2 separate regions of the Mus musculus genome follow, and region 1 is linked to region 2. The links are chromatin contacts, found by POLR2A ChIA-PET in ENCODE. All regions are on one chromosome and are shown on one strand. Each heading gives the region's core, a stretch centred on a gene start or an enhancer-like site at or near the end of the contact. The rest is flanking DNA. Distances are from core to core; before and after follow the strand shown.

The links. ChIA-PET counts read pairs that join two places held with the same protein, here RNA polymerase II (POLR2A).
Region 1: POLR2A ChIA-PET joins it to region 2 with 21 read pairs in embryonic stem cell. The contact joins the promoter of Ppp1r8 here to the promoter of Sesn2 in region 2. POLR2A ChIA-PET finds 5 or more read pairs at or near these places in 3 of 5 experiments (Patski and embryonic stem cell).

What each region holds. Positions count from the first base shown.
Region 1 is chr4:132,840,823-132,844,900 of GRCm38, forward strand. It overlaps Ppp1r8 (protein phosphatase 1, regulatory subunit 8), which reads right to left and starts at 2,347. Exons shown (of 7, transcript NM_146154.3): 1 at 2,235-2,347. The coding sequence starts at 2,290.
Region 2 is chr4:132,508,047-132,512,112 of GRCm38, forward strand. It overlaps Sesn2 (sestrin 2), which reads right to left and starts at 2,410. Exons shown (of 10, transcript NM_144907.1): 1 at 2,018-2,410. The coding sequence starts at 2,107.

The DNA.
Region 1 (4,078 bases), core at 1,097-3,596, 330 kb after region 2:
TCATGAATTCACTGTCAGAGCTTGCTCCTTCCTTCCTCCCGCACCCCCCCCCCTTTGATTTTTTTGAGACAGGGTTTCTCTGTAGCCCTGGCTGTCCTTGAACTCACTCTGCAGACCAGGCTGGCCTGGAACTCAGAAATCTGCCTGCCTCTGCCTCCCAAGTGCTGGGATTAAAGGCGTACGCCACCACTGCCTGGCTAGAGCTTCTTTCAGTGTTTAACACTTTCTTCCCAAGTGATTCAATTATTCAGAGATTTCAGTGGGTCTGTCTTTAGAGCACCCCCCACCCAAACTCCTGCATTTTAATACTGGCTATGCCCTTCAGAAATAACGCAGCTCAATGTCCTGTTCCCTGGAAAGGTTTTTCCTTCTTGTTTTTGGGAGACAGAGTCTCACGTCTCCAAAAACAAGCTAGGCTCAAACCTTTGTGGGATTGGATCTGAGGACGACCTTTAACCTCCTCCTCCACCTTCCCTGTGCTAAATTACATTGTGATGCATGCTTGGTCTAACCTGGGGTTTCATCTAAGATTTACTACTCCTAATATAAAGAAAGAATAAACCAGTTGTTTTGCTGGGTACAGAAATACACATGTGAATTCCCACCAGAGGGACCATTGCAACTTCAAGGCCATCCTAGTTTGTATAACAGGTGAGTTCTAGATCATCTAGAATCACATATAGAGATCTTGCCTTAAAACAAATATATGTTAAAATAACCAAATAACAAAAATTGTTTGTTTGGGGGCTGATCAATATCATTCTCATCACAAAATAAACAAAAAAACATTACCCAGATGAACTCTTGGTACCAAATCAGAGATCTGTAATTAGGGAACTAGAGCAAATCAAAACCACGCCCACGAAACCAAGCTCCAAAGGGAGGGAGGTGTGGGGGCACCCTGAACAGGTGTTTGTGAAAAAAAATCTAAGTCATCAGACTGTTTTCTATACCTCGCTTCATCATTCAAGGGGATGGATGCTCAAATGTCAAATCACCTGACACAGTTCCTGGTATACACCAGACCCTGAGGTAATGACAGGTGATCTCAAAGAAAGAGTCTCTTTATATTTGGCTGGCCCAAATTTGAAATAAGTGCAGCCAGGGACCAGTGTGGATAAAGAATTTGTAGGCTGAAGCACATGGATATGTTAAAAGAATAAAGAAATCCAGGAAACAGCCAAGCATTCATTCGCTTCCTGGGCTTGTTCTTTTGAACCTTCCAGGGCCCTTACATTTGCACAGAAGAAACGATATCGAGTCTATCTCATTGAAGATTCAACACAGACATCTCACAGCTCCGCTCCAATCTCTCATGGCAGTGGCTAAAAGGACAGTGCATCGAACAAAAGCCCATTTGCTTCGAGATACAGATTAAAATGAACATTAAAGCCAAAATATTTTGTCTGAATATCCTACCATGTGATTGACTCAGGCCTAGGAGCTGAGCATGATGCAAGGGTTTTTGCCCTTGAAGATCTCAATGTAACAGAAGCCCGAGAGGTAACACGTTAATAACCAGGAAGAGCCGCAACAGCAGAAAGGGCTCTAACCCCGATGCATCCTCGTGCAAAGCAGTTCCTATTCATTCATCTTGCACCCCACTCAACGCGGAAACCATCCTACTACTTCTCTGAACTTCCCAGGGGATGAAAATGCTGTATGCTAACAACTTCTGCTGTCTTTTGTACCGGGTTTCGTGCTGGTCTGGTCAGAGAACAAGGGGGAACAGTCCCGCGCCATCCCTGCCCGCAAGGAGCACCTAGTCCGCTTGGAGGGTGCAGCAGCCACGGAGGGATGCAGCATCAGGTTGGACTGAGGTAGGGAAGCCAGCTCGTGCGCGCTCCAGACCTTCAGCACCCGGGGAAGGTTTGATGCTCCCCGAGAGCATCGGGCACTCAGTGATGAGTTAGGGCAAGTTAGGGGCCAAGGCCTGAAGCACCCCGGTGAGCGGCTGACCTCCCAAGCGCTGTATAAACTGAATACCTTCGAGCCCCCAAAACTCGGGTTTCCGCAGAGCCTGGGCCCCAGCTCCAGGATCCTCCACACGTCGCCCGGCCCCTCACAGCGGACAGTTTTCCCTCAATCATTCCAGGATCTTTCTGAGACGTTCGTTTCATCGCAAAAAAAAAAAAAAAAAAAAAAAGGAAGAGGAAAAAAAAATACAACCTTCTCCTTTCTGTCCGGGTTAACTCACGCCAAGCCGCTCCAGTCCCAGAAACCTCATTACTCACCAAGTCGGGCAGTCGAACAGCGGGAGGCTGGAGCCGGAGTTCACGGCTGCCGCCATCTTGCGTCTCCCCCTCCCATTTGGCGGGTCTGAAGCACGCCGGGAAACTAAGAGCTCGGGAGGGAAGAGGCGGCATCCCAGCAGCCTGTGCGCAGCGCGTGCGTGCGCACGCGCAACGCAAGGACGCTCTCCTGGGAGCGCCTCTGGCGGAGGGCATCAGGGGCTGGGTTTGAAGTCTGCAGTGTTTGCTGGAGAGGCTGGGGGCGGGTGTCTCCTTGGTCACGGGGTCAGGAGTGGTTTGTACCTTGATGCGGCTTTCGCGCTGCGTTTTCCGCCAGAAACCCTAGAGCTCTGCAATCTGCATTAACTCCCAGCTACCCACCCCCTCGGGCTTCATCTAGCGATAAGCAGGTGATGGCTAGAGATAAGAAGTGATGGCTTTTTTTTTCCCCCTTTTTCCAGCCTTCCTTCGAAACACTGCATCTGAAAACAGAATCCTTACTCATTTGTCCTTTCTGATCCCAAGTCTGATGTGTACGGCTCAGTGGTAGTGTGTTCAGCAGGCGCGAATGAGGCCACTGATTCAATTCCCCAAAACCAGTAATTTTCTTAGATCTGGGAGAATCTATAGATTAGGCGACTGTGTCAGAAATCATGTAGTCTGTTTTTGAAAACTTTGGACAAACTGCTGCAAGGCACAGACTCAAAAGGAAAAAAAGCCTCCAATTTTTAGTAACTTAACCAATTCTCAAAAATGTTTAATTCATGGCCCCTTAGGATTTTTCTCTGTGGGTCATAGTGACATAGGAAGCATTAGGGTTACCATCTTCCTCTAAGCCATTAGCTTGCTGGTTGTAATGGTTTTGTCTATTGAGTGCTTATGGGGAAGTATGTATTTCATATGGATCAGTTCACTTGGTATTCCCAAAACTCAAGACAGATTGATTCCAGAAGAGAGGCTCTAGCCTCACCTTACAAGGAGTGGTATTCGAACCTGAGTCTATGTAAAGCCAAAAGCCAGGCTCTACTAGTCCCATATGTTTCTGACAACATACCATTCCTTCGTATGCAGTGGATGGTCCTTTTTTCACTTTTGCAGAAAGATGGGATGATGACTTCACAGTTTTTAAAAGAAACAAATGGTTGGAGGGTGTGGCAGCACATATCTGAAATTCCATCTGCCTTTGCTTCCTGAGATACAGGGTTAAAGGTAGTCAACACTATGCCCTGCTAGACAGTAAAATTAATAATAATAATAATAATAAATTCTCCAGGTTTCAGTAAGCAACAGCAATAGAACATGTCATGGTTTGAATATGCTTGGTCCAGGGAGTGGCACTATTTGGAGGTTTGGACTTGTTGAAATAAGTGTATCATTGTAGGCTTGGGCTTTAAGTCCTGTATCCTGGCTACCTGGAAGTCAGTCTTCCACTAACAGCCTTCAGGTGAAAATGTAGAACTCTCAGCTCCTCCTGCACGATGCCTGCCTGGATGCTGCCATGCTCCAGCCTTGATGATAATGGACTGAACCTATGAACCTATAAACCAGCTCCAATTAAATGTTTTCAGCATAAGAGTTGCCTTTGTCGGGCTGGCGAGATGGCTCAGCAGTTAAGAGCACCGACTGCTCTTCCGAAGGTCCTGAGTTCAAATCCCAGCAACCACATGGTGGCTCACAACCATCCGTAATGAGATCTGATGCCCTCTTCTGGTGTGTATGAAGACAGCTACAGTTTACTTACATATAACAATAAATAAATCTTAAAAAAAAAAAAAAAAAAGAGTTGCCTTGGTCATGATGTCTGTTCACAGCAGTAAAAGGTTAACTATGACAGAAGTTGGTACTGG
Region 2 (4,066 bases), core at 1,160-3,659:
TCTTGAGGAGTAGAAGATGTAGAAAAAAATGTTGCAAACATTATCAGCTTTCCCCGAAACTGCAAAGTGACTTTCTTTTTCTTGTTTTTGTTTTTCGAGACAGGGTTTCTCTGTGTAGCCCTGGCTGTCCTGGAACTCACTTTGTAGACCAGGCTGGCCTCGAACTCAGAAATCCACCTGCCTCTGCCTCCCAAGTGCTGGGATTAAAAGCGTGTGCCACCACCGAGCAGAACAAAGTGACTTTCTTAAATCCAATGTGTAATCCTAACAGGCAGGAGGCTGAGGCAGGAAGATAGTCATAAGGTCAAGGCCAGCCTGAACTACAGAGTGAGACCCTGTCTCAAAGAGGATGGGCCTTCCTCTAAGGCATACCCAAGATCTACACAGACCACCTGAGATTTTCTTCCTACAGGCACAGCAGGCAGAGCGCTGTGCGGGCTCTCCTCCTCCCAGAGTAGAGAATAGACTCTGGAAGCCCCTTGAGAGGCACTGGGGGGTGGGGAGAGATGTCAGCTAAAGTCAGTCTTCCAGAAGCTAGCATTTTAAATACAAGGCCAGCCCCCCCCCCCCCGCAGTAAATATGTCCCAGGCACTCTTCATGCATTTGCTTGTATTTTAAGTTAATGTCCAACAACCTTTTAGAGATACTATCAAAATACCCGGTAAGAGACTGCAATCAAAAGCGATCGCTCAGCTGAGATAACCCATCCAGGGAGAAAGTGAAGGGTGGGACTGGAATCCAGCCCTCACCTCCCTCAGTGCTCTGGGGCGCTCACTAACAAAAACAACATTGTTCACAAGGCAGACAAAAGTTATCAGCAAAGAGGCTGAGGCGAGGTGTCCTTTCTGCATACAGATTCCTAAACCATATGAAGAAGCAACAGACTGATGGCTGCCTCCAACGACCCCCCCCCCCCAAGACATTTCCTCAGACATGGGCTGGTTTTAAGATCATACACCTTGGGACTACCACTGTACCTATTTCCAGCCCCGGCAATAGACCTTCCACACTGCTCTAGGCTTAGAAAATCAAAAAGGATCAGTATCTTCTGCAGTGCCAAGCATTCTCCAAAATCCTAGTCACACACAGTCCAGAGAATGAGGGCTAGGCCTCTCTCTGTCCCTTTCGGGCCTCAATTTTCTCATTCTGTAAAATGGGGTTAAAATACGTTTTGTATTTGCTGTCTTTGTCAGACAAAACCTATATCCTGGCATCTAGTAGGTGCTCCATACACGACATAGACTATGTCCACTATCGAGACTGCTGGGAGGGAGACGGGGGCTTTATACTGGCATTATACCTTGTCTCCCTGTGAAGTCTCTCTACGCTCTGAGGAGACAGCAAAACAAACTTTGAGGACCCCAGAACAATTTAATAGGAAGCAATCTATCAAGGGACCAAGGGTTATCCGCTTTCTCCCCTAGCTCTCTCAGGCTGCCGCCGCCGAGGATCAGGCCGCCAGCCAGACCCATAAAGCACTCGGACCAGTCTCCAGATCGGGGGTGCAGGTAAGGACTGAAAAAGGGAATCGACCTTCCCTGGTCAGTCCCAGGTGGTTTACTCCCTTCGCTGAGCGACAGGACCAGAAACCGATCCTAGAAAGAGCTCCCAGCCCGCCTGCCCCCACCGAGAGGAAGGGATTCTGCGGAAGGGGGCGGGGAGGAGGAGTGGTCGGGTCTCTCCGGCCGGGATTTGCCTGGACTTGAAGACGCTCGCTTTAGCAGAGAACAAACCCAAAGAGCCACGAGAAGGCGTCCCCTCTCATTGGCCAGGAGTCCGAAGGAGCCAGGGAGGGCTCCGCATCCCCCTCCCTCCCAGGGTGGTAGTGGGGAGGGTAAAGAGAGAGAGGGCAGTGGGGAGGGGAAGGGAGAGCGGAGGCTGCAGTTGATGCAACCCTAGCCCTAGCTTACGTGCTCTCAGACCCTAAGCCCGGGGGGAGCGCACCAGACTTAGACCGGGTCTGCCCGAAGCTCGGCGGTGGCTGGAGGAGAGCGGGTTCGCCCGGCTGTTGCTTACCTCTCGGGTCTCGGGGCCGGCCACACCACCCCTGGTGAACGGCAGGTAGCCCTTGATCTCGGAATGGCACTCGGAGTCCGCTACGATCATGGTGTACGCCAGGACCCGGCCGCGGCTCGTCCGCGCCTGGGACACCCGAGGGGTCTAGGTCGGGCGCGCACAGGAGGCCGGGACTAGGGGTCGCCGGGGAAGCTCGAGATCCCCGGGCTGTCTCTCGGGATTAGGAGAACCGGCGCTACGGCGATAGACACTCCTTTCAGCCCAGCTTGGAAAACTGCGGCCGGCCTCGGAGGCCTGAGATTGGCCGCGGCGCAGAGGTTTTCACGGCCCGGAGTGCCTCGGAAGTCCGCAGTGGCCAGCGCTGCTCGGGAAGCCGGCGCTCCTCACCATCCCCACCACGGAACTGCCAGCGCTCGCCCGGCTCTGTCAGCCCGCTGCGGTCCCTGGGGGAGGGCGGGGACACAAAAGTCCCACGGCGCAGCCAATCAGATGCCTGTTTCTCGGGGAGGCGGAGCCGACACCTCCCTCCGGAGCCAACCTTCCGTCCAATCAGCATCGACAAGCGCCTGGGAACTCTGGGAGCTGTAGTTGGCCTCGCACAGATGCTGCAAACTTTTGCATGAAGGCGTTAGTCAGGTCTCTGGCAATACCAGATGAGAGTGACAGCCCAAGGAGTCATTAGGGCTGCGTGATGAAACGGGACTTCACGGGGCTGGGCCAGACAGCCAGGTGTGAAATCCCTTCTGAGTAAGTTCTTCAGCTTTCCAGTTCCTGGAGGGACTGGTTAGGTCTGCAGAGAGTTCTAACCACACACATCCAGTTCTTCTAATTATAGATCAAAACCCACAAATTTGAAGCCAAGAGCCACCACCCTGTCCCCTCAGGCCCTGAGGGATCTGCACCTTCAGAAACACTAAACCAAGGAAATCACCTTATTTGTGGAGTCTCTGGAAAAGCCCTCACTGAAATACCCTTGACAATCTCAAATTTAATCTCAATCCTCATTGCTACAATTTCCCCTCTTCTGTCCTGCCTTGGGTGCCTTCACACCGCCTTCCACCCTCCAGGCACTCATGGAAACTTTGTAACTTAGGTGTTTGGCTTGATCTATTTCTCACTTCTCCCTCTGGCCACTCCTCTCTGACTCCTCTTTTTCCATCCACTCCCTAAACGTGGGTGCTCTCCTAGTTTCTGTTTTTAGCCCTCTTTTTCTCTAGACATTCACTCTCATGACTTCCCTACACTCACCTCTTCCATCCAGATCTCAGCACTTTACCCTTGATTCACCCATTCACTTCTACTCATCTCCTTCGCGGTTTTTCTTCAGGCCTCTCCCGTTTCAAGTTTCTCTTTATTCTGGTTAAGGAGTCCTAGACAGAGCTGGAGCTGATTAATCCTCTCAGTTCCTGCCTGAAATAGTCTTGAGTTTAGGCTTATGATACCAAAGGTGATCTCCTGACTTGGTCTAATGCCTTCTGTAGGGAAGGGAGTTCACCTGCATGCTCCTTAGAGCCCTAAACTCGGGCTGGACCTTTCTCTCTGTGTTTTAATACTTTCCATACTGTAACTTGTGTTGTCATATTCTGTGTATTTGTCTTATCTGAAAGTTTTTATTATAAACTTGTTGAGGGCAGTGTCTACATTTAGACTTTTTTTTTTTCTTTCTACCTTATGCCACCTGGCACAACGTGCTTCTAATAATATACCCTTGGCCACTGAATATCCCTTTGGGTTAATTCTTTTCTAAACAACTCTATATCAGATTCAGCTTTCTCCTTAAAAACATAGACTCAGCCGGGCATGGTGGCACACGCCTTTAGTCCCAGCACTTGGGAGGCAGAGGCAGGTGGATTTCTGAGTTCAAGGCCAACCTGGTCTACAGAGTGAGTTCCAGGACAGCCAGGGCTACACAGAAGCCTGTCTCAAAAAACCAAAAACAAATAAACAAACAAATGCATATACTCTGTGGGATGAGGATAGAGGATAATATTACAGTGTCCACTTAGGACCCCAAGGCCTTGGATTCTATTCCCAATACCACACAGACAC